Regions from separate parts of the Homo sapiens genome. Here region 1 is linked to region 2. Evidence: chromatin loops called from intact Hi-C (ENCODE). Cell type or tissue: mammary epithelial cell. All regions are shown on one strand. Each heading gives the region's core, and the rest is flanking DNA. Links, peaks and the distances in the headings are about the cores only.

The links. Hi-C counts contacts between places; a loop is a spot of excess contacts. Peaks named below come from ENCODE experiments on the same cell type or tissue, not always from the same donor. Only the 100,000 strongest peaks of a DNase experiment are listed, where the experiment ranks them.
Region 1: a loop joins it to region 2, with 5 times the contacts of the local background. A loop is called at or near these places in 13 of 110 quality-filtered maps.

What each region holds. Positions count from the first base shown.
Region 1 is chr17:32,991,344-33,006,660 of GRCh38, reverse strand. It overlaps SPACA3 (sperm acrosome associated 3), which reads right to left and starts at 14,814. Exons shown (of 5, transcript NM_173847.5): 1 at 14,689-14,814; 2 at 10,944-11,252; 3 at 9,660-9,818; 4 at 9,138-9,216; 5 at 8,784-8,949. The coding sequence starts at 14,722. The coding sequence ends at 8,883. RefSeq lists an enhancer at 3,781-4,316. In mammary epithelial cell, for the core only: a CTCF peak has its summit at 8,154 (motif pointing right); DNase peaks (open chromatin) are centred at 7,600 and 8,110; H3K4me3 peaks cover 210 bases.
Region 2 is chr17:32,930,290-32,945,606 of GRCh38, reverse strand. TMEM98 (transmembrane protein 98) reads right to left here. Exons shown (of 8, transcript NM_015544.3): 2 at 14,205-14,280; 3 at 13,948-14,132; 4 at 12,302-12,433; 5 at 11,283-11,316; 6 at 9,160-9,275; 7 at 6,071-6,130; 8 at 1,292-4,821. The coding sequence starts at 14,078. The coding sequence ends at 4,614. Among named protein-coding and RNA genes, the nearest start is that of TMEM98, 9.8 kb to the right of the region's middle. RefSeq lists enhancers at 8,322-8,616, 8,527-9,176, 9,177-9,827 and a silencer at 9,034-9,221. In mammary epithelial cell, for the core only: a CTCF peak has its summit at 8,494 (motif pointing right); a DNase peak (open chromatin) is centred at 8,456; H3K27ac peaks cover 1,063 bases.

The DNA.
Region 1 (15,317 bases), core at 4,447-12,446, 61 kb before region 2:
CAGTCTAGGTGGGCAGAGGTGGGCAACAGGCATGTACAGAAACACCTGAACGGTATGGTGGCTCACGCCTGTAATCCCAGCACTTTGGGAGGCTGAGGTGGGCAGATCACGAGGTCAAGAGAGCAAGACCATCCTGGCCAATATGGTGAAACCCCGTCTCTACTAAAGATACAAAAGTTAGCTGGGCGTGGTGGCACACGCCTGTAGTCCCAGGTACTCAGGAGGCTGAGGTAGGAGAATCGCTTGAACCTGGGAGGCGGAGGTTGCAGTGAGCCAAGATTGCGCCACTGCACTCCAGCCTGGAGACAGAGAGAGACTCCGTCGAAAGAAAGAAAAGAAAAAGAAAGAAAAGAAAGAAAGAGAAAGAAAGAAAGAGAGAGAGAGAGAGAGGGAGGGAGGGAGGGAGGGAAGAAAGAAAGAAAAGAAAGAAAGAGAAAGAAAGAAAGAAAGAGAGAGAGAGAGGGAGGGAGGGAGGGAGGGAAGAAAGAAAGAAAAGAAAGAAAGAAAGAAAAAGAAAAAGAAGGAAAGAAGAAAAGAAAGAAAGAAAGAAGGAAAGAAAGAAAGAGAGAGAGAAAGAGAGAGGGAGGGAGGGAGGGAGGGAAGAAAGAAAAGAAAGAAAGAAGGAAGGAAAGAAAGAAAGAAAGAAGTAAGGAAGGAAAGAAAGAAAGAAAGAAAAAGAAAAAGAAAGAAGGAAAGAAAGAAGAAAAGAAAGAAAGAAGGAAAGAAAGAAAGAAAGAAAGAAGAAAGAAAGAAAGAAAGAAAGAAAGAAAGAAAGAAAGAAAGAAAGAAAGAAAGAAAGAAAGAAATAAGAGAGAGAGAAAGAAAGAAAGACTTGAGCAGCAAGAGCTACAAAGGTACCCAGGGCACAGTGTGCTCATTGCGGCAGAAACACCTGGGTCTGGTTGGCTGAGTCGGAGCAGGTTTTGACTGAAGCCTTGAGAGATGGGTAGAAGTTGCCAGGCAAGCAAGTTTGCAGAACAGATACCTGGGCAGAGACTTGGAGGCAGAAGAGAAGCTGGAGGGCTTGGAGAATGATGGATCCCCTGTGGATAGGTGGGCTATCTCTCCACTGCCCCCCACCCCTCAACTGTGCCTTCCCACTCCAGGGGGCAGCCTGCTGAGAGTCCAAGTGCTAGTGCAGCTATGGCAGCTGGGACAGCTGAGGATGAAGCATGGCCTTGGCAACCTGGCAGCCCCATCCAAGTCCCAGCTCCGGCCAACTGTGCTTCCTTGGGCAAGCTCTAGAACTTCTCTGAGGTTCAGTTTCCTCCTAAAAATGGGGATGACCATCTCAATCTCCTCCGGATGCTGTGCTGCTGTGATGGCCAACATAGGGTAGGTCAGAGATGATAAAGAGGTCCCATTCTACATGCCAACTCCATCGAGAGTGACTACCATTGAACTGTCAAGAAAGATTCCTTGGCTGGGCGTGGTGGCTCACACCTGTAATTCCAGCACTTTGGGAGGGTAAGGTAGACAGATCACTTGAGTTCAAGACCAACCTGGCCAACATGATGAAACCGTCTCTACTAAGGATACAAAAATTAGCCAGGCATGGTGGTGCGCACCTGTAGTCCCAGCTACTTGGGAGGCTGATGTGGGAGAATCACTTGAACCCGGGAGGCAGAGGTTGCAGTGAGCCAAGATCACACCACTGCACTACAGCCTGGTCGACAGAGGGAGACTCTGTCTCAAAAAAAAAAAAAGAAAGATTCCTGGACACATGCCAGCTCAGTAAAGACAAAGGCTTGTACTCAGTTTGCAATGTCTGCCATAGGCACAGAGGTGATGGGGTCCAGGAAATTCTGGGTGCCCTCTGACTGGCCCACCTCCCACAGTTTCCCTACCCTAGAAGCTTCAGGCCAGTGCTCAGAGTGGAGAAAAACCACCATACCCAGCTGAGGGCATGGACCACACAGAAAGAGCACCCCGCAAAGCCTCCTTCAGCTGCCAGGGGCCTCTGCCACCCTCACCTGTACCTACAGGTAGAGAAGGGACAGCACCTTAGCAAGCCAATCATCCCCAGGAACATTCAATCCACCCTTAGCACAAAAGATATAGAAAAGCCCATTTTAAATCTGTCTCCTGCAGCCAAACTAATCCAAGAAGGGGGAGACTTACGAAAAGTAACAAAAATTCATTGAATTCTCCCCTACTTTCCATAGGACTGTCTACTACTTTTCCCAAACCATTCCCCTTCTCCTCCTTCTCCTCCTCACACCTTCCCCTTTCTCTTTCTCTTCTTAGCAAACAATGAGAAGGACACAGTACAGGTCTCCTAAGGAAGCCCTGGTCACTGGGGCAGGCATGTCCTGTTCCCACCCATTCCTCCCCAGGTAGGTTGGAACTTGCTACCCCCAGAGCTCAGGAAAACCAGATGAGCCAGCATTTCTGAAGCCCCACTCTGTGCCAGGCACTATGCTGGGCGCGTCGCTGCTCTATATTATGGATTACGATGATAGATTACAGGTGCAATTGATACAATATTCCAAGGTGGCCTTCATTTGCTCCTCTTGCCCATGAGGAACACTGAGCTCTGAGAGGTGGAGTGACTTTCCCAAGGTCAGGTGGCTAGGAAAAAGGAGAAAACCCCATTGCTCCACCTCTGCCAAACTGCCCAAACCATGCTGAGCTCCCTCTACACCACATATGGGCAAGAAGGAGGCAGGCAGGACTTGTATGAAAAGCAGCCAGGGTGGTTACCTGGCTGAGGGATAGAGAGTCTCCCCAAGAGAGGGATCCCCGGGGGCATGGGGCAGGGGGTGGCAGTGGGTCCATCTGGAGAGATGCCTAGGGTCTGGCACATAGGTAGTGATTAAGTAATATCATTGAATCAATTGTTGCATATTAGATGGTATCAAGCCCCATTCACTCACTGATTCTGCAAACATTAGCTGAGTGCCTACCATTCATTCATTCATGCATCAATCATGCATTCAACAGGTTCTTTTTTTTTTATTGAGTATAATGTGCCAGGTACTATTCTAGGTGGTAGACATATAAGGAACGAACAAATTTTCTGCCCCCATGGTGCTTACAATCTAGCATAGGCAAGTGAAAAGGGGATATACATAAATTCAGAGGTGCATGGAATAATTTCAGATAATGGAGCATGCTGTAGTGCCAAGATAGTGACAAAGAGGGGAAAGACTCCTTCAGCTACAGCAATCAGAGAAGTCACTTTGAGGAGGTGAAACTGAGACAAGACCTGACTGAAGAAAAAGGGAGCGTCACCCAAAGGTCTGAGGAAATGCATTTCCACAAAAATATCAAAGTATTAGTTGGGTGTGGTGGCGTCCACCTGTAGTCCCAGCTACTCAGGAGGCTGCAGTGAGCTATGATCGCACCACTGTACTCCAGCCTGGGCAACAGAGTGAGACCCTATCTCAAAAAACCAAAACACATGTATACATGCATACATATGTAAGAAACCTGCACGTTGTGCACATGTACCCTAGAACTTAAAGTATAATTAAAAAAAAAAGAATACTATGTGAGAGGCACAGTTCAAACTTGACTGGAAGCAACAAGATCTGAAAGGGCGGTGGAAGTTGAAGATATTACAGAGACCTTATAGGATGGCTGTGGCAAATGGAGAGGAAAAAGTCAAAGATGACAGTATTTTCAAATTTGAGTGACTGGAAGAAGAATACTAAAATTAACATAAGTAAGGTAAGGATATTGTTTCAGGAGGATGGAGTGTGGCTTTAGACATGTTTGGTTTTAATTATGTATCAAGCAATCAAACAGCTAGGATAGGAGTCTAACGCCAAAAATTAAATCTATTTAAGAAACTGGAAATTTAAAGTGTGAACAAGTGAGCCCTGGGTTAACACTGGTTACCTTTGGTTATCTTTGTATTCTACTCACTCGATACCACAAACACATGGCACCAAAATTTTTTCTGTAATAAAAAAACTTACAGCTTGAAATTCAAAAAAACAAAACAAAACAAAGATCTGAAGAAATAAAATTCCAGGAAGACAAGAGAGAGGTACAGAGACCCTGTGGTGCAAACAGCTTGTTGCATTCAAGGGACAGAGTGTAATGAATGGGAGAAGAATGATCGGTGATAATGAAAGGCGTGAAGCAGCATGCTACCCTCAGGAAACTAACCGCCAAGGACACAAACTAGCTAGAGCAAAAGTTTCCGAACAGGTGAGAGTTGAATCTGTAGCAGTCAGCTGAGTCTTGGTCATGAAAGACCTTGTATACCAACCCAAGGAACTTGAACTTTAACCCTATAAGATAAGAAAAGCTATTGGGCCTAGGATGCAAGGCAGAAACAAGATAGAAAGCTCACTCTGAGGGAGGAGGTGGAGTTGCAAGGACCAAGGTTAGAGACACGAACACTCTTAGGAAGCCATTGCAATCGTCCTTGGGAAGAGGTGATGAGGACTTGATTTAAAGCAGCTGCATGTGGATAGAAAGGAGGGAGAGTTTCTAGAGATATAAAGAAAGTAAAAGAGGTAAGACTTAATGGCCCATGGTAAGTGGGGTGAGCGACGTGGAAGGAGAGAGATACCAGGACATGGCCTGGTTACTCTCACCAACCTGAGCATGTCCTTCAGGAGCTGAGCTCTGAACATAGAGGCTCCCCTGGCCTCTACATTCAGATGGGCCTGCACACTCTGTAGCCCTCATAACAAGGGAGGCCTCCCTGGCTTTGATCAGGGCCCTCTTCCCTAAATACTCCTTCTCCAGCTCCGTCTTCACCTGCTCCTGGTCAACCACCCAGCCCAGGCCTTCAGGGTCCCTTGTCCAGGCCTGATCCCAGTCCAGCCCCATCTTGAAGAGACTGTGGCCATCATCACTGCTCACAGCCCCCAAATCCTTTAACAATGTTCTCTTTGGTTCCAAGAGCTTCACTACACCTATTCCTGGGCTCCTCTCCCAGACAAGCTGAATGGGACCCAGTGAAGCAACCAGGCCAGGCAGGCAACAGAAGTCTGAAGTTGAAGTAGAAGGCACGAATCCTTCAAAGATGGATGGTTGGACCATGGACTGGAAGAATTAATATCATTAAAACGACCATACTTCCCAAAGCAATCTACAGATTCAATGCAATCCCTATCAAAATACCAACATCATTTTCCAGAGAATTAGAAAAAAAATCCTAAAATTTATATGAAACTAAAAAAGGGCCCAAATAGCCAAAGCAATCCTAAGCAAAAAGAACAAAGCCAGAGGCATCACATTATCTGATTTCAAATTATATTACAAGGCTATAGTAGCCGAAACAACATGGTACTGGTATAAAAAACAGACTCACAGATCAGTGGAACAGGGTGGAGAACTCAGAAATAAGGCCACATATTTACAGCCAACCGATTTTTGACAAAACTGACAAGAACATACGTTGGGGAAAAGACGCTTTTTTCAACAAATGGTGCTGGGAAAACTTCTGCCATGTGCAGAAGAATGAAACGACCCCTGTCTCTCATCATATACAAAAATCAATTCAAGATGGATTAAAGACTTAAATGTAAGACTCACAACTATAAAAATACTAGAAGGAAACCTAGAGAAAACTCTCCTGAACATTAGTCTAGGTAAATAATTTATGACTAAGACCTCAAAAACACAGGCAACAAAATGAAAAATAGACAAATGGGACTTAAACTAAAAAGATCCTGCACGGGAAAAGAAATAATCAACAGAATAAACAACTTGTAGAATGGGAGAAAATATTTGCAAACTATTCATTCAACAGGGGACTCATATGTAGCATATACAAAGAACTCAAACAACTCAACGACAGAAACAATCCCATTAAAAAGTGGGCAAGCCAGGCATGGTGGCTCATGCCTAAAATCCCAGCACTTTGAGAGGTCAAGGCAGGAGGATTGCTTAAGTTCCAGGGTTCGAGACCAACCTGGGCAAAAGAGTGAAACCTTGTCTCTATAAAAAAACAAAAATTAGCCAGGTGTGGTGGCATATGCCTGTAGTCTCAGCTACTCAGGAGGCTGAGGTGGGAGAATTGCTTGAGCCCAGGAGGTCAAGGCTACCATGAGCCATGATCAAACCACTGCACTCCAGCGTGGGCAACAAAGCAAGACCCTTTCTCAAAAAAAAAAAAAAAGTGGGCAAAGGACATAAATAGTCATTTTTAAAGAAGATATATAAATGGTCAACAGTTACATGAAAAATGTTCAACATCACTGATTATAGAGAAATGCAAATTTAAACCACAATGAAATATCATCTCACCCCAATCAGAATATCTGTTATTAAAAAGGCAATAAACAACAAATGTTGGTGATGATGCAGAAAAAAGGGAACTCTTATACACTGTTAGTGGGAGTGTAAATTAACATATCTGTGGAAAATAGTATGGCGATTTATCAAAGAACTAAAAGTAGAACTACCATTCAATTTAGCAATCCTTCTACTGGGTATCTACCCAGAGGAAAAGAAACCATTATGTCAAAAAGACACCTGCATTCATGTTTATCAAAGCACTATTCACAATAGCAAAGATATGGAACCAACCTAAGTGTAATGGATGAATGGAAAAAGAGAATTTGATGTATATACACAATGGCATACTATTCAGCCCTAAAAAAAGAATGAAATCATGTCTTTTGCAGCAACATGGTTGGAATTGGAGGTCATTATCTTAAGTCAAAAATGCCAGGGACAGAAAGTCAAATGTCACATGTTCTCACTCCTAAGTGGGTGTGAAAAAATGTGTACACATGGACATAAAGATTGGAATAATAGGGGCCGGGCACAGTAGCTCATGCCTGTAATCTCAGCACTTTGGGAGGCCAAGGTGGGCAAATTACACAAGGTCAGGAGTTCAAGACCCGCCTGGTCAACATGGTGAAACCCCATCTCTACTAAAAATACAAAAATTAGCCAGGTGCGGTGGTGGGCACCTATACTCAGGAAGCTGAGGCACGAGAATCTCTTGAGCCTCGGAGGCAGAAGTTGCAGTGAGCTGAAATCGCACCACTGCACTCCAGCTTGGGTGACAGAGTGAGACTCCATCTCAAAAAAAAAGGACTGGAATAATAGACAATGGAGATTCAGAACAATGCAGGGTATGAGGGGGGTGGACAATGAAAAATTACTTAATGGGGACAGTGTACATTACTCAGATGAGGGATACTTTAAAAGCCCTGTCTTGACCACTATACAATCTATATGTGTAACAGAATCACACAGGTACCCCATTAGTTGTACAAATAAAAATAAATAAAATTTTTAATTTGTCTTACAAAAAATAAATTTAAAAAAAAGAAAGATGGATGGGTCATGGGTCCCAGGCCAGATGACCATAACAACAACCCCTTGGCAAAGTACAGTGAGTAAGCGTACATGTGGAGTCACACTGAGCTGGGTGCAAATTTATCTCATCTGAGCCTCTGTTTCCCCTTGTCTGTGGAATGGTGGTCATAATGGTAGCTGCATCATAGCTATTGTTCTAGGGTCTAGATTAGATAATGCATGGCACATGGTAGGCACACCGTGTTTGCCTTGATGTTAAAAAGACAGCAGCTTCTCCCTACTTATGATTTAATAGCTCCATTAGTCATTGATGCCCCTACTGCCAGCAGGGTTCTTCACCACTCTGTCCCCTTGCATGAGTCGCTCTCAAGTTTCATCATCATCTTGACCAGACCAGCAGGGGAAGGAAACTGGCCTGACTCGCTAATTGTGGACATTCCACGCCCCTCTGGTGTATGCTGACCCGGAGGCATTCAGGGTGGCTGAATTAGGTGGAGGAGGATGGTGGGGGGCGACAGTGTCGTCCCCTCCTCTCCCTAAGAGTCACCAGCCATGCCTCAACCAACAGTTCAGTGCTTACAGGTTTCTTTGGAACCTTTTCAGAAGAATCTACAGTCTGAACTCAGGGCTCAGGCTTCTCACACATCATCCTATCTCTGCAACTGCTGCTGCTGCCACCACATCCACTGCGATCCTGAGACCCACCCACCTTCCTCCTTTAGAGGCAGTCGTCCCAGATTAGCAGGGGACCGCGCTATCTTTTTCTGGGCTTCTCGTGTGCTGACTAAGGCAGAAGGCTGCACTGGCTGTGCGGATTGAAAGCCACGGTCACTCCCGTCCCATCCTCCAAACTCCTAGCAGTAGTGGGCAAAGTGAGCGCACCGTCTCTATCAGCGGCACTTGAATCTTCCGCCACGAGAGGGCACCAGAGAGCAAGGTGAAAGCAGAAGCTCCGGGTGGTCATTCTTCTCCCGCGACCAAGCAGCACCCCCGGCTTGGCAGGGGTGTGTGTTAGTAGTCACAGCTGGAGGGCCAAAGCACAGTGACCACCATCTGCAACCAAAGCTGCAGAAAAAAAGTGTCCCAAGAACCTTCCCAATCAAGCCAGAGGTGCACAGCCCTAGATCCAGCTAGGGTTGCCAGGTAAAACATAGGACACCCAGTTAAGTTTAAATTTTAGATAAACGTCAAATAGTTTTAATATAAATATGTTCCTATGCAATATTTTGGACATGCTTAAAATTATCTGTTGTATATCCAAAGTTCAAATTAAACTGGGGCATCCTGTTTTTGTTGTTTCTTATGTATTTGTTTTGTTAAATCTGGCCACCCTAGACCCAAATTTTGCCAGGTGTGGTAGACAAAAAATGCACTGGTGCCCCCCCCAAACACCTGCCCACAGGCCACCAGAAATGGAGGTAAGCCTCTGGTGCTGGGCTTTCTGGAGTCCACTGGAAACCCAGCCCAAGCGGACAGGTGAGGTGAGGGAAAACGGAGGTGCTCTGGCTCTGACATGGCACCTGCAGACACACTGAGAGCTGAGAGCCATATTCACGTTCAACCATCCTTTATTCGCTGGCTTGTCTTCCCAAGCCTAGGTCAGGAACCAAACCACATTTCCCAGCCTGCTGTGCATGGTTCCGTCCATCCTAGAAGTCACAGCCATCCACCCATTCAGTGAGGTCTTTTCCCTGGCAGTGATGCCTCCAGGCCTCCCTGAGGATGGAGAACAGGGAAGAGGAGAGATAATATCAGCTGCAGTTGCCAGTCACCGCCCAGAGAAGAACAAGAAGGAGAGTGTGGTCTCTAAACCAGAAGTGAGGAAGGAAAGGGGTTTGTTCCCTGCTGCTGCCCACCAGTCCTAACCATACCACCGCTGCGGGGCTCCAGCCCAAGTTACTTACCAGTAACCCAGACCCTGAGGCTCTTGGGTTATCTTCATGGCACAGATAACGGTATCCTTGAGATTAGGATTCAACAAATCTGGGGTGATAGGCAGAGAAACACAATGAGAGAACAGGAGACATCCAGGTGTGTGTGTGTGTGTGTGAGTGTGTATCTGTCTGTCTCTCTCTCTCTCTCTACACACACACACACACACACACACACACACACTCCACTCGCCTAAATCCAATCCTGTCTCAACCACTCCGGAAGCACAGGTACAACCCTATCCCTCTCCCCCTCCATCAGAAACAATCCTCCCTCCATTCCTATAGCCCTAAGGCAGTCTCCTATCTGGGACCCCAATTCAGACTGATGGAAGACCTACCCTCATCCCTTGTCCCATCTCCCTCTCCTCCGTGGGCCCAGCCTGATGTGGGGGAACCCTCACTCAGAGATGGGGGTAGCAAACTAAACTGGGAATGGAACAAAAGCTAATGCAGGGCCTGACTCCTGCCAGCCCTGGGCCCAGGCCCAGCTACCTGAGCAGTACATCCGGCACACGTTGGGGACGTTCGGGGTGAGGTTGCTGCACCACCTCCGGCTGTTGATCTGGAAGATCCCGTTGTTGGTGCTCCCATCAGCCTCGTAGTCCAAAGCAGCTGCGTTGAAACCGCTTGTGAAATAAGCAAGGCAGACCCCTGCATAGGGCAGAGCATAGGCCTGGGGGTCAGATGGTTACAGCCACCCCAGACCAGGGTGCTCACTGCACAGGTCCCACGCTGGCTCCACCGAGCCTCTCCTGCCTGATCAAGGTGATTGGGGCAGGTGCCTCCCACCTGCTTTGCAAACCAATCAATCGAGGCTTAGAGGTGCACAGCGACTCACCCAGGGTCCCATCCAGCTACCAAATAGCATGGGTTGGGGCTGGCCTCAGGCCTCTTGACTTTTAGCCCAGCAGTCTTCCCATTATCTCATTGTTCAGCACATAGTAGGGCCCAATAAATTTGTTGAATGAATCTACAAGTGCTAAATCTTTTTTTTTTTTTTTTTTTGAGACGGAGTCTCACTCTGTTGCCCAGGCTGCAGTGTAGTGGCGTGATCTCAGCTCACTGCAACCTCTGCCTCCCGGGTTCAAGCAATTCTCCTGTCTCAGCCTCCCAAGCAGCTGGGATTATAGGTAGCTGCCACCATGCCCAGCTAATTTTTGTATTTTTAGTAGAGACGGGGTTTCGCCATATTGGCCTGGCTGGTCTCGAACTCCTGACCTCAGAGTGATCCACCTGCCTTGGCCTCCCAAAGTGCTGGGATTACAGGCCTGAGCCACTGCACCCAGCCTACAAGTGCTAAATCTTCAGTAACAAGATTAGGAAGACCCAGGTGGAATCTATAGAGGGTGCTCGACCTGTTAGAAAGATGAGCCCCGGTATGACTGCCCTTCCCACATGGCCATCTAAAACTGCCACCAGCTTGAAAAGTTTGGCATGACTGCTCTGTTCAGTTTGTCTTTTCTAATTTCAGAAGGAATGTCTGATCCTTGTGGCCATAGTTAAGTTTAGGGGACTGAGCTGTTTGTTTCCTTTGACCCCGACTTTAGCAGCAGGGGGAAATGAAGGGGTGACTCCAATTTGGTTGCCTGCTGCCTGCCTACTGCGTGTTTTACTCCGTGCTGGCTGTTCTCTACCTGCCATCTCAAATCATCTTCAGTTTACAGAAGGGCTCTAAAAGCTCCCGAAGCCACAGCCCTTGAATGAGAAGGAGAGAGGGAGGGAAAGAGGGAGGGAGGTGTGGGGAAGTCAGGGCCCGCCAGGGAGAGGGGTTCTCACAGTCAGCCAGGCTGTATCCCCGGTATCCGTCCAGCCCGAAGTCATGTAGCACTCTGGCCAGTTCACAACGACCGTAGAGCTTGGCCTCACTGGAGGGTAGCAGGCAGCTGAGCAGACAGACCAGGGCCAACAACATGATCCCAGCTGGGCACCACCGCCTTCTGAGAGCCCTGCTCCTGGCTTCTATGCCGGCGGCAGAGGTGGAGCCACCACCACTCTGGCTCAGAGCTGAGCTTTGGGATGACAGGCAGCTCACCAGCCTCCGTGGTCCACTCACAGAAGGAGAAGAAACAGGGCTTGAGTGCACCCCTGGGAAAGGGGAGAGGAGAGAAGGGGTGGGCAGAAGGCCAGGCTCCAGCAGCACGTATCAGCCCCCTTGCATTCCTGATCAGCATCACCCTGACCCCGAGACCAGCCCCTCTCCTTCCCCATCCTGCTTCACACCACCCAGGCCAGAGACAGGAAGAAAACTAACCTATTGTAAGCTCCATATTACACGTTACGGATTATTTAGTCCTGAGGCCCAAGATTTTATAACTAGGAAGGGGCGAAGTTTGGATGGAGACAAAGTTCTATAAATCCAAAGCCCCACTGAGCAGATGCTCCCGGAGGGGATGGCCAGGCGGTGTGTTCATGGGTCTCTCAGCCCAACTGTCAAGGGACAGCCCTTCTGGCATTGACCCTCCATCTCCAGATCTTAACTGAAACAAGGTCTCCCCCAGAACACTGCTCCCCTATAGCCCGCTCAAGGGGAAGCTGCTCTTTCTCCACACACAAGACCCCAAGATGTCCCGAGAGTCTCCTCCACCCCCACCACCACTTCTAAACCATAACCTGCAAAAAGCCCTTCTCCCTGGAAGCCCAGCCTGCCCGTCTGGTTTGACCTCCCTGCCCTGTCATCATTGGCTGTGTGTGGCCAGTCCCCCAAATCACAGAGGACATTAGCACCTGGGTGTCACAGCATCAGGGCTCCTTCATCTCCCCAGACCTAGTCCCCTCCAGTTCCTCTGTGTCTCAGCCAGTCCCTCCCCTGCCCTGGTCATCCCTGCTTCTTGTCCTCACCCGCATTTCCCCACCTCTGTGAGCTCCTATCCCACTGCCCACCACCTCTGACAAGCCTTCCCATGCTTCTCTTGACCTCTGCGCCTCCACACCTGCTCTCCACCTTCACAGAGTCAAAAAGTGAAAGAGTTGTACAAACTCTTGTTTGTGCCAATTGGTGTCCCTGGTCTCCAACCTCCACGGGACCTTGAATGCCCCCGAGGATGACAAAGTGGTTGAGGTCATGGCTTTGCAGCAAGGTTCGGGTTGGAAGCCCCCCTCTGCTCCTTGCTCCATCTCTGATTTTGGGCCCTCCCTGAGGCTTGTTTCTTCCTCTATAAAATGAGGACGTGAGTAACACCTGCCTCATATGATTGTTGGAAGAATAAATGAGAAAAGGCGTGGGCACAGCGTAGCTCTTGGCACTAAAAATAAGTGAGTTGTTGTTTCTGTTATGAACTACAACTAACACTGGTACTCGCGCTTGTCTCTGCTCAGACTTCTCTCTCCCATTTCCCTCACAGGAAATGAAAACCCTCAGTATTGTCCTTTAGCACGCCACGCTGTCCCACCCCTTGGCTCTCAGAACATGATCTCGTCTCCTGCTGCACTAAGAAAAGCAAGGTGCTCACTTGTGGAATTTCTTCCTCTTTCTGCCTTAGCCCTGCTCACTTGCAAACTCATCAGTAGCCTCCTCGCCCTCATCTCCACCCCGTCATTGTTTGGGTACGGGGCCTCCAATCTCATGCAGGCCCATCTTCCCTCTAAGCTCTAGATTTGTCCTTCCCATCACCAAGCCTTGCTCCATCCGTTGTCCCTCCTCTCCCGGCGCGCTAGCACCGTTCCCCTCCTGCTCCTCCTTCCCCTGCTCGTAGAGACTTTCTCAGTCTCCATCTTCTAAATGCCTTCCCTCAAGTCTCATGCTGACTGCTACTCCCTTGTCTCTTTCCCCCTCTTCTCGCCCAAACTCCTGGGGAAAATCGCCACTTTCTCCCTCCCGCTTGTTTTCCAACCTGGTGAATTGGCCTCCCTGCCATCACCGCGCGCTGAAACTGCTCTGCGGGTCCAAGGAGGCCCCCTTCGACTCTGTCTCATGGGAGCTCTCAGCTGTACTCATGCCGTCCGCCACCCGCTGTTGAAAGGCTTGCCTCTCCTGGTTTCCACGATGCTCCCTTCTCCCAGGTTTCCTCCTCCCTCTCTGGCTGACTCTCCTCCTTATCCTCCGTGGAATTCACTTCTGCCCAGGCCATAAACGCTGATATGCTTTCTAAGGCCTTCCTGCCTTGAGCCCTCTTCTCTTCCACTTTGAGGAAACCCCCTGGGCAGCCCTGCTGTTAGCCACCGCCTGAAGGCTGGCAACCCCTGTGGCATCTTCCCCAAGACCTCAGAGGCAGCTACTGGCAGGACACTTCCACTTGAATGCCCTGCAGGCACCTCAAACCCAGCACATCTAAACAGAACCACTGTTTCCATCAATGCCTTCTTCTGCCTTGTGACTTTCCTTATGTGCTTTAAAACATGATGGGCCACACATTTACCCAAACTGGAAATATGAATGTCATTCTTCACTCCTTCCCCATGACATCTTTCACCCAGTTCCAACCAATCAGTCCCAATGTCCTGTGGATTCCACCTTCCCTCCGAGAGCACCGTCCTTTCCTAGGTTCACACCTCCATCCTGGCTTCCTTCATGGTCTTCTTGTATCATGTCTCAACCACTCTTCCAAGCTATTCTATACACATCCATCAGAACAAATTTGTTAAATGAAAAGCCCAGCCCTGTGACACCTTGGATGGCTCCCACCATAACTGCCCCTTCGAGGTCCACACGGCCCTTCACGACCCTTCACAGCCCAGCCCTGCGGCCCACTCCCTCATTCACACGTTATGTTTCAGCAGTGCCACCTTGTTCTCTCACAATGACCTTGCTTTCTAGAACATTCACCCTCTCCTTTCCTCTACATGGTTAACTCTGACTCATACTTGAAGGGTCTTATCAGAGGTGTGTTCCCCAGTGAGAGTCTCCTGGCATGCCACCACCCCCCACACTCTCACACACCCGATCTTCCACATCCTCTGTCACACGAGGCTGGAATAGATGTCAGTCTTTCCCACCACAAAGTTAACTTCTGAAGAACGGCGGCTGGTCTTATTTATCTGCATGTCTTATTTATCTGCAGAGTTGCTGGCATGGAGTAGCTGCTCTGTGGCTGCTTCTGAAACTCAAGTCCACAAAAGGCGTGGCCACAGGGACATGAGACCTTCTTCTCACCGCGAGGGGAGTGAGAAGGAGGAGGCAGCCAACCTGGTGGAGTTTGTCAAGTCTTTGAACACTGTGCCAGGCCTTTCCCAGAGCTTTTCCAACTTAATCTCATCCAATCCTCTCAGCAATTGAAAGGTGTGGGGTTAATATCCCTAAGTTGTAGAGGAGGAAACTAAATTGACTGCTACACATGGACTGTTTTTGATTTTTTTTTTTTTTTTTTTTTTGTAGAAAAGTGACTTAAAAGGAATTCCATCCTGAGCATTTCACAACAGCTCCAGAGTTTCTCTCTCTCTCTCTCTCTCCTCTCTCAGCTGGTCACTCTTCCAGGCCAGGATAACCCCACCCTAACCACCACCTTGTTTTTCTCCACCTGGTCTCTGGCCAGACCAACCCAGCGCCCCTGTTAACAGCCCCAGGAAGAAGGGAAAGGGGGCTCACTGATCAGGGGTGCTCCCCGCAGAGCTGAGACCATGGTGACAATGGCAGCAGCAGCAGTGGCTCAAAACCCTGCTTCAGCTCAAGATGTCCCCCACAACCTTGCCAGGGCCCCAGGCACCCAGTGTTAAGAGAACAATGGGGAAGGCAGGCTCCAGGCCAACGGAGGGCCTTCTAGAACTCCAGCTCTGTGAGCTCATCTTCCACAAACAGCGCCACCACAGAGCTTTGACTAGCCCACCTGAGCCCTTCCACTCAGGGTCCAGAGGCAGAGCAGGATATCTAATCCCAGCCCCCTTGCACATCTCTGCCCCACACACACACACACATACACACATGCGCGCGCGCACACACACACACACACACACACACACACACACACTACACTGAGGGATGACACTTCCTCTCCCAACAGATCTTTCAGATGATTATCCAGGGATAATGGTAGACACCTAGGGATGGTGATGGATGTACAGAGATGGTGATGGGTACCCAGGGATGTTAACAGGTGTGCAAGGACAGTGGTGCGTGTGCAAGGATGGTAGTGGGTGCCCAGAGATGGTGGTGTGTGTGCAGGGATGGTAGTGGGTGCACGGGGATGATGGTGGGTGCCCAGGGATGGTGATAGATGT
Region 2 (15,317 bases), core at 4,370-12,369:
CCTTCCCAACCCCACCCTGTCTTCTCCTAACACCTACTCCTCGACAGACTATTCTGAGATGTAACCACCTTTAGGAAACTCTCATGACCTGGGTTTGGTGGTCCTGCTCTGCGCTGTCATCACACACACATTCCCTCCCTTAGCCCTTACCACACTGTATTGAAAATGCCTCTTTATGGTTTTCTTTCCACCTTAGATTATATGCACCTCAAGAGAGGCATTATCTTTTTATTCATTCATGCATCTCTGGGCCTAATCCAGTGCAGATGCTCAACAGATGACTCTTGAACTAATCATTCATGTAATAAATCAATTATTCTATTCTGCACAATAAATTTTTGCCACTATTCTGGTAAATGCAAATTTTATTTTAAATGGATAAAATTAAGTCATTTTGGAAGGAGAGGAAATACCTCACCCATGCCCCAGCCCTCATTTTAGTACCTATGTTCTATCATCCTGTGGGTTGTAACCAATTAGTGGGCCGTGAAATTAATTCATGGGTCACAACTACCATTTTTTTCACAAAAAAAGATTTGAACTGGAAGAGAATGGAATGACTCTCATGTCTGTTCTTTCCTTTCCATGATGGATTTCCCACCTGCTGCACCCAGGCAGGAAGATGTGCCAGTTAAAAACACAAGTTGAGGAGTTGAAGATCCTGCTCTGATTCATATTAATTGTGAGACTCCAGGAGGGTTACTGATCTTTCTGCTTTGGTCTCCTTACCTGCAAAATTGGGATAATAAAAATACAAATAGGATGAAACAGGAAGAACCAGTTTTGCCTCAAATTCTGAAAATTGCTCATCAGCCTTTCTCATAGAAACACAGTAAGACCCACCAGAACAAACACAGCACAACCATATTATTTCCCCCGGCACTTTCTGTGTGTGTGTACATGTGTGTGTTTTGAGACAGGGTCTTGCTCTGTTGCCCAAGCTAGAGTGCAGTGGCTCTATCAAGATTCACTGCAGCCTCCACCCAACCCAGGCTCAAGCGATCCTCCTGCCCCTGCCACCTGAGTAGCTGGGACCATTTTCTGTTCTGATGCCTGACTCCTTCTTTGTCAAGTCTCCATTCAGGCAGCAGCTCTGCCCTATTTCAACCCCACCCCTGCCCTGTCCCTTCTCTGTGTGCCCACAGTCCCTCTTGTGGTCCCCTCCATCACAGCACTGGCTACAGTCATGGCTCCAGCAGTTGCTCATTTCTCTATCGCTCCTTAAGGGCAGGGATTGTGCCTTTTGTTTCATAGCTCCAGCATCTAGCACGAACCCTCTTCCACAGAAAGCTCTTGGTATGCATTTATTGGAGACAGGGAGGAGGTGAGGAGGATAGAAATTCTTCATCTGACACTTTCCCCACATTTCCAAGGCCATAAAGCAATGCAGGGCCTTTGAACTGTAGGCCATTTTCTAAAAGTCTGCTCGTGTGGGCACACAGGGTCTCTGGAGAGGGAACTCCTGGAATGAGGCAGGTCAGGGGGAGCACCAGGGGAAGTTGGATGCCAGGAATACGTGTTCCCTCTTGGAGATCTCACAAGCTGGGGGAATTTCTCTGGAGGAATGTGAGTTGCACAATCGACCCTTTGAACACTGATTAGAGGCGACGGCTTTGTATGTCTTCATATGAACAGACTTGTAGTGGGGCAGGGACAAGGCTACTCTCCCTACTGTAGGGATTCCAGATTTTTGGCCACTCAATTCCAGAGCCCATGAACAGAAGTCACTGCTTGGACCAAGCCATGGTAACTGAGGTGACGCCATCTGGGTCAGCGGCATCAGAGAATGGGAAGCTGTGGAGAGAAGGGTGTTAACATTGGCTAATCAGAACCAGGCCCACAATTGGGCAGCTCACACATACCGTTTTGCTTGTTGACATACCAACCCAATGACAATAGCCTTGACCATACAGATGAGAATGCTAAGGACCAGAATGTTAAGAACTTGACCAAGCTCACACTGTAAGTCACTGAGCCCAAATTCAAACCTAATTCTGACTTCAAATATCTTGTTCTCTTCACATTGAATCTCTATCTCCAAGTAATTTCTTTTTCATCAGAATTTGAGTCTAATGCTCCTATTCCAGGCCAGAGGGAAGAGAGACATGGAAGGAAGGCTCTACTACCATGTATACAGACGCTAGAGAACTAGGCACTTAGGAATGTGTCTGTTGCCTGGGAAACCACACCTGGCACAGAGACAGTCCTGAGATCCCTGGCACTCACTAACCAGCCCCTTCCAAGGGAGGAAGTAACTTCAGCCAACTCCCGAAGGGCCTAGAGGAGTGGCATTGCCTCCTACCCCAAAGACTGCTTCCACTTCAACCATCAGCCACCAACACCAAATTTATCCAGAGGCTTCTTACTTGTCCAGCACTAGAAAAAAAAACTACACAGCAGTGGGATCAGAAATCCTACAGTCCAGCAGACACCTCCAATATCTTCGGCAACCTCTCCTCACAACAGAAAGGGCAGCATCTAAGGGATCCAGAAAGCCAATGTGCCAGGACTTGCCAGGACTCAGAGAAGGTAATCGACATTGGGCATTGCTTCAGGGGTGCTGGGAAAGCTCTCCACCCTGCAGACCCACACCAGGTGGATGGTATTTGAGATACCAATTCAGAACTGCTTCTCTGTGGCTTAGGGCTCTAGTGCAGGTTAAAATGCAGGGGACACTTACAACTGTGGCAGCCATTGCAAACTTAGCATGAATTGCTTTCCAGTCTAATTACGAAAACAGGTTCTGAAAGGGAGGTAAAAAGACAAAAATAGGATGACTCTGGATGTTTACTGTGGAGGCCTCAAATAGAAAAGTCAAAGTGACTTTGTATACATTCCCCATTCACAGCTTGACAGGACGGGAAAGTTCACCACTTAACGTTTTTAAGAGTTGATGGAAGCCACCAATCCAATAAGGTGTCCCCTGGAGCCCATCCAGAATCCATCCTTTAGTCCATGAGAGTTGAGCTCCAGCTTCCCTCTCCTGACTCCATATCCCAGCTGTGGTTCTGTGGTTTGGTGTACATTGTGCAGGTTGGAAGTGGCCTGTTTTCCTGGAAAGAATGAAATGTGCCCAAATGGAAAGACAAACCAGGTCCCAATCTTGGATTTGGGAATATGGGTTCCTGGTTCCCCAGAATCCAGCTGAGGAATTTTCTGACTTCAGTTAGACAGAGAAAATGACATGGGAACAGATGTGCAACTCCAAACATGCTTGACAGCATAGGCTACGAACCTGGGCAGCCCCTATACCAGGCCCCTCTCCCAAGAGCAAGCTGGCTCTGAGAATCTGAGAAGTGAAGAATTCAAGCTTTTCCTACAGGCTTATGACAGAAATTATGCCATTTGGGTATGTATCCAAATTATATAATTGTGATTCTGGGTCATAGCTTTCATAATCTTTCAATGTTTGCAAAATGAACAGATATTAATATCAGAAGAAAGGGGGAACACATCGTTCAAGTCATTGCTATTGTTAATGTGGAAACTACTTCATAGTGCTATCTTCACTTCTGCCTGAACTCCAAGAGGTCTTTAAATATATTTTATATATATGTATGTTTTGGAGACATGGTCTCACTCTGTCGCCCAGGCTGGAATGCAGTGGCACAATCAGGGCTCACTGCAACCTTCACCTCCTGGGCTCAAGCGATCCTCCCACCTCAGCCTACCAAGCAGCCGCACGTGTCACCATGCCCAGCTAATTTTTGTAGTTTGTGTAGAGATGAGGTTTCACCATGTTGCCCAGGCTGGTCTCAAACTCCTGGGCTCAAGCAATCCACCCACCTTAGCCTCCCAAAGTGCGAGGATTACAGGTGTGAGCCACCGCGCCCAGCCTAAATATCTCATTTTGAGGCATACACAGAAATCATCCTCAGGATTCTTAGGCTCTCTCCTTCCATCTAAGTATGTCCCACAATACACCATGCATATGAATTTGACTCAATAACTACACACTTGAGGGAAACATAAGTATAAATTTACTATCCACCTAGTGGTAGCTAGGTAAAATTGCAGGCATAAAGATAAAAAAGAAATCATCAACTTTGTAGTTCCTCAGCTTCAAACCCAAACCTGCAAGGGAGAGGAGAGACCCAGACGCCTCAGGGACCAGGCAGATAATACAAATAAATGAAACAGGCCAGGTGAGAGAGTACAAGTCTTGCCAAAAGAAGAAACCCCTACTTAGTTTCAATTGATTGTCCTCTTCTGAAAATGCAGATCAGAATTGCCACACATTCTGACCGATCGAGAGAGGCCAGAAATTCTAATTTTAATGTGAAACCTCTTGATTTCTTAGACGGTGGCTCAATTTTCTTGAAAACACTAGGTGAGCTAAATAAAGCTGACAGTCCACCAGTTTTCAATACTCCTCTTGCAGAGAGTGAATGGCATCTCCCCTAACTGTAGTATTAGACTGCCACTCACCAGCCACAGTTTGCAACTGCAAAAGAGGCATAAACTGACGGGGATCTCCTGCTTTACTATGCACACACAGCTGAACTCTCCAGCCGTGGAGAACAACTAACTCTATAGGAAAAAGTAGAAGGCTAAGCTGAGCCATCCAGGGATGGCGGCAGGGGCCTTCATGGCTAGCTGCTGGCCTGTAGGCACTAAATTGCAGACTGCTCCTGCAGGAAGCCTTCAGGGCCTGGGAGGCCTTTATCTGGCTCAGAAGCTAGGGCTGCTTCTCGAAGGACTTCCAAATGCTCCTCAGCAGCCGACAGAGACTGGTCAATCCAGTCCAGGCCTCCCGTCAGATGGCAGGCATTCCTTGTCACCAGCACCAGGTGACTGACAGACAGGAGCAGGGCAGTCGTCCTAGGGAAAAAAAGAAAATAGGGTCAGGTTTCCTAGGAAATGAGGGACTTTGCACAAAAGCCCAAATAGATAGACTTTTTGACTAGTATTCCCCAAACTGCACACCCTTCCCTAGGATGTTGGTAGGTATGCAATTTAAAGTTGGCTCCATGCTCAAATAAATTTGGAGATGGCTGGGTTAAACATGGTTAACTGAAGCCTGCCTCAGAGCCTTCTGAGATGTACCTGGTAAAGCTCCAAGGAGAATATAACAGGCTGTCTCTCACAAGCTTATTTAAGACTGTGGAAGCCATTTTCTGCAGCACACCTATTAACATCTCCCCAAAGAGCGCTTTGTGAAACAGTTCAGATATAGTCAATCAGATGAGCATATTCCCCAACCGCTGCCCACTGAAACATAGGACAGACACACCCTCACTTAAACATTCCTTATTGATTACAAATTGGTAAGGCCCAGGGCTGGTTTATCCAACTCAAAAAAAAAAATGTAACTGAAAACCAAAGTGAGGAGTAGATTTTTCAGTGCTGAAAGATTCACTGTAGAATACCTTTTATATGGTTAGTACCATGATGCATTTGAGAATACATTACAGATTATTAACCCACGGACAAAGCTCGGCAGCAGTAGGAGTGGGGCAGAGAAACCAAAGCTGAAGCGCTGTGACCCACTGCCGATCTGGCAACTGTTACATGTGTATGACACAGTCATATAAATCCAAGGCACGAAAGAATCTATATTTCTTAAATGGGTTGCATCTGGTATAGGAACATAACAATTTCATAGGGCTAAGTACACTCTGTGTATGCGCATGTCTGGTGGCAGGTGAGCACAGCTGTGGCTGACCTGTCACCTCCATTCTCACTGCTCTGGGAACCACTGCCCCACCGCCCAACTGGGTGGCACTCACAGCTAAGGCATGTCTGCTTCTGGGGTACAAAAATCAGAGGGGGAAAGGGGAAAAGGTAGAAGGGAAGGCACAGTTAGGATGTAACATGGCCGGAAGTCTAATCATAACAATTTAAAATCTAAGACTGCCTCTTTCTTCTCCTGGGTTTCAGGAGAGGACTGGCCTCTATCACCCAGTCAGGCGCCGCTCACTGAAGTAAATGGCACGCATGGCCCGGGCAGCCTAAGGAGGCTGCAAAGCCACCCTCCCTACACAAGCCAGTCAGCCAGCCTCACAGATCTGATAAAACGGTTGTGGACCTCTGCATGAAAAACCGAACATGCACCCACCCCTGGTCTCACCGTGCGTCCAGGAGTTTGGGGTCCAACGGAGGGTACATCGACTTCACAACATCATCCACCCTGACCGGAGGCAAAAGGTGTTCAGTACTTCACTTTCCTGATCTCCTTTTCTCCTTTTTTTTTTTTTCCTGAGACAGAGTCTCGCTCTGTCACCCAGGCTGGAGTGCAGTGGTGCTATCTCAGCTCACTGCAACATCCACCTCCCAGGCTCAAGTGATTCTCCTGCCTCAGCTTCCCAAGTAGCTGGGATTACAGGCACGCGCCACCATGCCCAGCTAATTTTTGTATTTTTAGTAGAGACGGGGTTTCACCATGTTGGCCAGGCTAGCCTTGAACTCCTGACCTCAGGTGATCCACCCACCTCAGCCTTCCATAGTGCTGGGATTACAGGCACGTGAGCCACACGCCTGGCCCCTTCCTTCCTTTCTATCTTTATTCCAGTTCTTCTTTTTTGGTATTCCAGACCTGGTCTTTAATGGTTCTTTCTCCAATTGCTTCTGCATTCTCAGACAGACACTTAGGCACAAAGACTTCAGGTTCAGTCTTTGCAGAGACTACTTTGTTTTCTAGTTTTGTTTCAGTTCCAATGGTTTTTTAAAATACAGTCATACATATGGAATGATGTTCAAGATTACTACTATATTAAAAAGGCAAATTGCCAAATAATATGTAAAGCTCAATCTGTCATTTGCATAAAAATAGATAAACAAAAGCTCTGAAATGTGGGGTTGGGAAGGATCTGGAGGAACACTCACCACTTAATAGTGGTTTTTTCCTACAATTGGGAGGGAGTAGACTTTCCAGGTCATGTATGTCTGCAGTATTTCACATTTTTATAAGCATTAATTACTCTTGTATTCAGGAAAAAAAAATACAAAGCTAAAGGTATGTAAGACACCGAAAAAGAAGGCCATGAGTTTCATTTGGCTTCACACTGCTCTACTGGATTTCTTCTACCCTGTGGTTAATTTTTTTAAATCAAGTTCAGAACTACAATTCATTCTGATTTGCGTGGCACAAGGTTTTGCTCCAAATCTTTGCTCATGAACACTCGATAGGAAGAAAAAATAAAGATGTATTGTTTGATTTCTAAAAGCACTTGAAAAAAAGATGGCCTCAAACACTCTTATTCACGGCTGTGGAGCCGGTGAGGACATGCAGAGACACAGTCACCCTCCGCGCCTATCTCAGCCAGCTCCTTTCTCTAGTGCCCTGGAGCTGAAGCCACCTCCTCGAGACTCACAGGCCATCAACACACTGTGTGGGATAAATGGAGCAGGAAAAACAATGGGGACAAAACATGGCCAGAAGGAGAAAGAAGTGTGAGGGCAAAAGGACAAAGCAGGACCCTGGCTGAATTATGGCACGGAGCATTCTAGAAGTAGTCCAAGGTACTCTTTAGGATGGGCCTGTGAGCACCAGAACAGGTCCACTCTCTGGACAATGCCACACCCTCATCTTAGGACCCGTGCTGATCCTACTCACCCAGGCTCACACAGAAACCTCAACCTCCTGAAAGTGCTGCCTTGTAACCTGTATCACAGGAATCTGCCTGGCCTCTAAGTGGCTCTTAGAAGGCACAAAAAGCATGACAAAGGGTCTAGTGAATACCATAGTGCAGAATCTTTAAAACTAATGGGGAAGGAGGCCGGGTGTGGTGGCTCACACCTATAATCCCAGCACTGTGGGAGGCTGAGGCAGGAGGATCACCTGAGGTCAGGAGTTTGAGATCAGCCTGGCCAACATGGTGAAACCCCATCTCTACTAAAAATACAAAAATTAGCCAGACATGGTAGCAGGCACCTGTAATCACAGCTACTCAGGGGGCTGAGGCAGGAGAATCGCTTGAACCCGGTAGGTGGGGGTTGTAGTGAGCCAAGATCGCACCACCGCACTCCAGCCTGGGTGACAGAGCAAGATTCCATCTCAAAAATAAATAAATAAATAAAATAATGGGGAAGGAATGCCCAGTGCCCACCCAGAGCCTGGGATGTGGGTTCTTATAAAGCCAGGGGCTGACCATGTGGCTACAGCCCACTGGAGGCAATTCCAGAGAAGGCAGGGAACTGTTCTCAGCTGAGTCCCTCCCTGGATTATCTCCCTCCCACTCTCTCAACTCACTGAACTGCCTGGACTGAGTTCAAGCTGACCAGGTCGTGTATTCCCTCAGAGGAACTCACGTGGCAACTCAGGAAACTGGTCGTTTTTATTTGGTTAATCTTGAGGCAGAGAAAGGGCTGGTTCCTCGTGATTTACCTGGGGCCATGGCAACAAGGAACGTGTGGGCCCCTGGAACTCACAGCAGTGCCATTGTTTCAGCAGGCATACAGAGGTGCCCTCCCGGGTGGGCGGAGGGGCCAGGTGGCTGACGTGGAAAACATCCTGGCCCCGACCCTCTGCTCAGGCACGTCGGCATACCAGCCACCAGGTGGCAGCACAAACTTAGTACAGCCCTTGGCTCTAAGAAAAGGGCTTTATTTTTCCTCACGATATCAAGCCCAAATGAGGGGGTGTAGCTGTTGACTGCAATCCTGCTGGTTGCCTCCCACACGGGATTTCGCAGTTAGCCTGGAATCTGGGAGGTTGAATGCCATATGGCTTCAGCTCCCACCCAGTGCTGGAGGCTGCTGGCCTGGGCCAGGGATGGAGCAGTGGGCACAGCCAGAGTGGGTCCCCCAAGCTAGTCTCCAACACAGATTCAGGCAGAGACAGGGGTGTGGGCATCTGTGTGACATGTTGGCCTGGGAGGAAGGCGTGTCAAGGGGAGCTGGTATGTGGCTGGGTAAGAGGGGCGGCCACGGGCTCTGCAGGGCAGGGTCTAGGACAGGGTCAGGACTAGGCACCTGCTGGCGCTTCCCCAAAGCCCTCTCAGATGGGTCATGCTGCAGGTGGGGATGGTGGAAGCCCACCTTAGCTGAGAAGTCTCGGTATCTAAACCCTCCTGGTCACTCTGTAAATGTGTGGGAAACAAATAGCTGAAGTTGCCTGTGCACCATTTTATAGAAGAGCCCAGCTCTGCGGCTACCCCAGCTTCCAGCCCCTCTCTTCCCTCAGGGAGTGTGGGGACCTCGAAGCCGCCAATTGCTCACCTGGGGCTGATCCGCTTGGCCACCACAATGATGTCGCTGACACTGGCTGAAGTCTTCATCTTGGCCCCAGAGCCCATTGTCATGGCAACAAGCTTCTCTGTCAGAGTGTGACAAATCTAATGCGGCAGGGAGGAGAGAGATGAGGGCTGACCTGGCTCCACTCAGGGCCTCGCCACCCCCACGAGACAAATCAGCCCTGCCGTGAGTTCCATCGCAGCTGGCCCCCAACCTAATGGCCAGATGTGAAAAGTACAGAGATGAGAGGAAACGGGTGGGAAGTGGCAAAAGCCAAGGGCATGGCTGGGAGAGGACCTGGGGTGGGAGCCGCAGATCAAGGGCAGGGTGTGGGCTCTGGGAAGCCTAAGCTGAAATAATCTGTCTTAAGAAAAATCATGTGCTCCAATTTCACCTTCTCACTTAGGGGAAAAACCTACTTTCTTTTTCTATTCCTTCATCTCATGGTTTAGTCTTCCACAAGAATAAATATCTCCAACAAGGCACCCTCAGGAATGGGGCTGAACAAAGGGCAATTGTTCCCTTTAAGCACATGCTCCAATAACAGCACTTATTTCAACAATTGTCTCAGGTAATATATTAGCATGTTTATCAAGCTGATGATGAAAGGACCTTAGGAAAAGCAGGGAAAAGGCAAGACTGACTACAGCCTTCTTCGTGGTCCCACCCACAGAGCTGGCCACCCCAGAGCTTGCTTCCCCTTTCCAGGCCACCCCATGCTAGAACCAACCAACATGGGTGCGCCTCTATCCATGGCAAGGAAGCACCCCTACCTGACCTATACTTGGAGCTGGACAGTAGAGGGCAGAAAGAAGCCCAAAGGTCCACCTGGGAGTTAGCCCAGACCCCTCTCCCAGCTCCCACCACAGAGACTCAAGGGCAGGTGACCTAGCAAAAGAGTCTTAAGATCCCAAGAGGAGACTTAGAAGCCCTCTCCTTTGATCAGAGGTTCGCCGGGTAGACACAGATTCCAATTCAATATGACTCCCTCCAGCTGATTCATCTCACACCACAGGTGCCATTTATCCTCCTAATAGATGAGGACAGGAGACAAAACCCAGGCCCAGGACACATCTTGGCCAGGAGAAGGGAAATGTAGTATAGTATTATCTTCTAGCCATTATGCCTACCTAGCTCTATCAATAACCATATTTATATCTATAGCCATATTTGTATATCCAAAGAGCCTCTCAGAATTAACTAAGCCTGGACTCTGAGATAATAACTTCCTACTAGGCATTTATCCATCCCCTGAGAGAGACAGCCAAAGAAGAGGTGGGGTAAAGAATGTTTTATTAATAGTGTCTTCTACTGAATGACACTAAAGAAAAGACAAAGTTGTCTCTTTTGAAATCTTGAATAATTACTAGTCAAAGAGATAAATGTGTGATTACCCAGGTTACTGATGTAAAAAAAAAAACCCTGATATTTGCAACTGGCCAAATATTTCAGTATAGTTATTATTCTATTAGGTAGGATATTAACAGGCAAGAATTGAAAACAAATGCTAAAACCATAAAATTACCCAAAATGCAAATTGGATGCAATTTTTCAAAGATTCCAGGCTTTCAAAGAAAAAATCCTCTGCCTTCAGATTGAAGTATGCCTGCTTTGGTTTTTTAACACTGATTGTCCCATTTGGCTGACTACGGTCACAGCCAAAGAAGGCTAGTGATGACTTTCTAGTCACAGTAGAAATCCAAATACAGAAAGAAACTCACCATACAGGCCTGAACTCTCTGTTAGTGAAAATGAGTGTGCAGGGGGAAGCAGGGAAACCCCATTTCTCTTGGCAGCTACACGGTCTCAGGAATACACAGCTTTCTCCAAGAGGAGTGAAATGGTGGCTGTGTACCTAGGCTGTCTTTCCCACAGGTCATTGAATTAAGACGACCAGATGAAATAAAGCCTTTGAAACAGCCTTGAGATTCTGTGAACAGCCAGTCCAGGCAGGGGGGGAAGTAAACCACAAAAATTCCAAGTGTCAAGTTAAGGAAAGGCCTCTTGCGAGAGGTCAGTGCCCTTTCTAAGGTCCCGTTCTACTCCATCCACGCACAGTGGTGCTTTTCGACTACCCTTTATCCCACAGAGAAATAAGAGAGGGTTACCTTCAAGATGGCAATGCAGTGGGACATGAGACCCCTGGGGAAACAAGAAGAAGTCATCAGTGCTCATCTGGAGGGGCCCACCACCCTCCAGCTCCCACCCTTGCTTCTCAACTTGCCCTGACCGGTGGGCACAGCCCAATACCAACCACTGAGAGTGGGAATGCCTCAGTGTCAACATGAACCAGCCCATGAGTTAAAGGAGGGAGCACCTCCCTTCCCTTCCCCTCCCTGCACCCAATCCACTCTTCCAGCAAGCTCCACTGTGTGCCTAGCGAGTCATGCTTTAATATAACTCTCAAGCTTCTGGTAGACTGTTCCCTCTGCCCAATGTGTCCTTCCCCTTTGCTCAGACTGGGGAACTCCTCCTCATCTTTCAAGACCCAAGTCAAAAGGCACCTCCTCTGTGATATCTTCCATGAGATCCAGCTCAACCTCCCCAACCCAGGCAAACCTAGACACTGCCTTCTCCATGTGCCTACTGCACTGTACACAAGGATCTCTTACAGTTTCTGTGATACTGACTATAACTGTCTTTTCAACCGTTTCAATATCTGCAGCACCTGACCCAGTACCCTCCACATAATGCCCCACAAACATGGGACCAGGGAATGGATGGCTAAATGGATAAGGCAATGAAGTAGCAGCCGCTTCTCAAAATGTAGGGGCTCCTGTTGGATGGAGAGACCCCTGAGATCCTAAAGAAAAGGGCTGCATCTCTGAAGCCTGAGCCAAATTTATGGGCACTCAAGGATAACCAAAGCACACCAGGGTGACTTTATAACAACCTTTGCCACACAACTATAGGCCGCAGTGTTCAGGTCTACAAAATGTGGGGAGAGAAGGAAAGGACAAACACTTTCAAGTCATATTCTGATTTTCCCCCACACTAAAGGCACAGGAAAGAGCAGCAAGTAACAGAGTGACTGTTCTTGAATGCCAGCTAAGTGCTCTGGCAAAGGACACCAGCAAAGGGCATCATTTGCCAGAAGCCCGGAAGCAAACAGTTCCCATGGCCTTACGAGGCATCTTCGATCCAGTCTTCATTCTCCAGAATGGCCTCAATGTGGGGGTTGGTGATAACGACATCGTCCAGTTCTAACTCAGAGGGCTCAGACTGGGTCTCCATGGCACCAATGAGGTCCACAATGGGCCTGGAAGAAAAGGCCCCCGTTAAATGGTTTCATGGTGGGTGACCGCTGCTGATCCTCTCCTCACTGAGGCCCACATACACCATAAAAGAAGTAAGGGAGTCAGTAAGCTAGGGCAGAGACCACTTGTCCCGGATCCAAACCTAAGCCTAGTGGGGCTGCAGCTGAGGGCAGGGCACATGGCTAGACAGGGAGTTGGGGAGGCAGGCCGGGAGCACTAAAACAAAAGAAAAGTGAAATGGAGTCAGATAAGCTACCAAGAGAAAGAGTAGGGTATAACTACCTGATTACAAAGATGTTAGGGATATCCCTTCAGGACAAAATTATATCCTTCTATAATGTATTTTCCCTTTAATCCTACATTTTACAGAGAGGCGGTGGTTCCTATTACCCAAACCTACATAGGCTCCCCACCTGGTCTGCAGAATAACTCTTGTGAACCACTTTGGTCCATCCCTATATCCCTGCCTTTTCCTAGTTACACTGGAAAAGTGAAAGAAGTAAAAACACCTCCAATTTTACAACAGGGTACTTTAGAAAATGAGATACCATGGCATTCTGTTCAGTAGAAGAGCTTTCCTGGGTCATATAAATGGGCATTTATAAATTATGAACCACTTGACAGAGATGCTGATAGGATTAAGACAGAAGGATAAGAAAAACTAAGGGTTAATCCCTGAACGGTCTATCAATTAAAATATCCCTAAATTGAAAATAGAATCTTGCTTACAAAATATATTTCACATACAATGCATCACAAAGAAATCTGCTGGGCAGGCCAAGCATGGTGGCTCATGCCTGTAATCCCAGCACTTTGGGAAGCTGAGGCGGGTGGATCACCTGAGGTCAGGAGTTCAAGACCAGCCTGGCCAACATGGTGAAACCCCGTCTCTACTAAAAATACAAAAATTAGCTGGGCGTGGTGGTGCATGCCTGTAATCCCAGCTACGTGGGAGGCTGAGACAGGAGAATCACTTGAACCCGGGAGGCGGAGGTTGCAGTGAGCCAAGATTGCACCATTGCACTCCAGCCTGGGCAACGAGAGTGAAACTCTATCTCAAAAAAAAAAAAAAAAAAAAAAATCTGCTGTGCAAAGAGAGAAACAGTCCTAAGTTGGGATTTCACAAAACCAAATGTTTGTTGCTTAGATGTATGGCCAGAGTGTGGGCATCTGATTTCTGTTCCTGTGGGTCTGGCTGGAAAGTGATTTGGCTTATCCAAATGCTAAGTGAGGTGGCCAGTTTGAGACAGATGGCTGAGCTTTTATGCTAGGTGAACATGTTCATATTCAGTGACTTTCTTCTTGGCTCAGGAAGCAGAGAAGGAGGTGACTCAGGATGTTGGGAGGCTTAAGGAACATTCTTAAACTCTGAGGTCTTTACAGGGAAGGACACCTGCAGGTACCATTTTAGAACCAAAAAGCTGAGTTAGAGTTGCCCAACACTGAACTACGTGTTCCTCTCTTTTTCTTTAGTTAGAGCCCACCCCTCCTCCTTGCCCTCCATAGGCTCACTCACTTAGAATCATAGCGCTGCAGCAGGTCTCGCGGCCGGCAGTAGCGCTGCCTGCAAACCAGCACCAAGGCTGCAAACGAAGCCAGAAAGATGGTGGCCAGCACACCTATGGCAACAATCACCACAGTCTCCATGCTTCCAGAGGGCTCCTGACTCAGTCCCGGTCACATCCTCCTCATGGGCTAAAGCTTGAGAGAACATGAAGTCAGAGCAGATCTGGTCAAGAAGCCACGAAAGAGAGTGGGACAGGTGGGTCTTACCTGCTGGAAGTGGCAAATTGGGGAAGAGGATGGCAGGTGCTAGGTTCCTCCACGACACCTGCAGAGACCTGAGGGCCTGAAGAGAACCAAGGTAAAATTTATGCCATGCCCCAAATTTGCCTTTTCCTTTCTCAGAAGAATTTGCTCCCCAGTTGGACTAAAATTTTTTGTTTGTTTGTTTGTGTTTGTTTGTTTTTTTAAGATGGAGTCTAGCTCTGTCACCCAGGCTGGAGTGCAATGGCACGATCTCAGCTCACTGCAACCTCTGCCTCCTGGGTTCAAGCGATTCTCCTGCCTCAGCCTCCCAAGTAGCTAGGATTACAGGTGCCTGACACCACACCCGGCTAATTTTTTGTATTTTTAGTAGAGACGGGGTTTCACCATGTTGGCCAGGCTGGTCTTGAACTCCTGACCTCAAGTAATGCACCCACCTCGGGCCTCCCAAAGTGCTGGGATTACACGCGTGAGACACCGAGCCCGGCCTTAAAATAGCTTTTTAAACCCTAGACAAAAGGAAACATTTTAACTAGCAGTTGTTTTCGCAGCCATAAAAACATGCACAAAAGAACACCCATTAAAGAGAGGAAAGATGAAACTGTATTTACTGAGGATCTACTCTGCACCAGGTTCTTTGTTAACTTTTCCAACAACAATCTTATGAAGTGGACATATTAGTAATCCCATTTTACAGTTGAGGAAACTGAGGTTCAGGGAGGTTACAGAATTTTTCCAATATGCAGTCAGGAGATGGAAAGCCATCCACTTACACTGAGATGGACATTCACTCTACTTTTCCTTTCTAAGGAAGAAAGAAGACTGTAAAGGTTCTGGAAAGAGTTCTAATTGCCAGTTTCAGTGTTGGAAACTTAGAACTGGCATTAAAGTGTCCATTGCCTCTTGCCAGTTTTCACTCAGGAGACTGTTTCACATCTATTTCTTTTTCTCATAGAATTCTTTTATTTGTGTACAAAAGAAGAATGAAAGAAGTCCGTGCATTTGTATATACTAGTGCACAGAATTTTTTTAGTATGAACACATCGATAGGCACAAACACACATAAAATGTAACTTGATAACAGTAGCTGCCTCTGGAGAGAGGAACTGAAGAACGGGG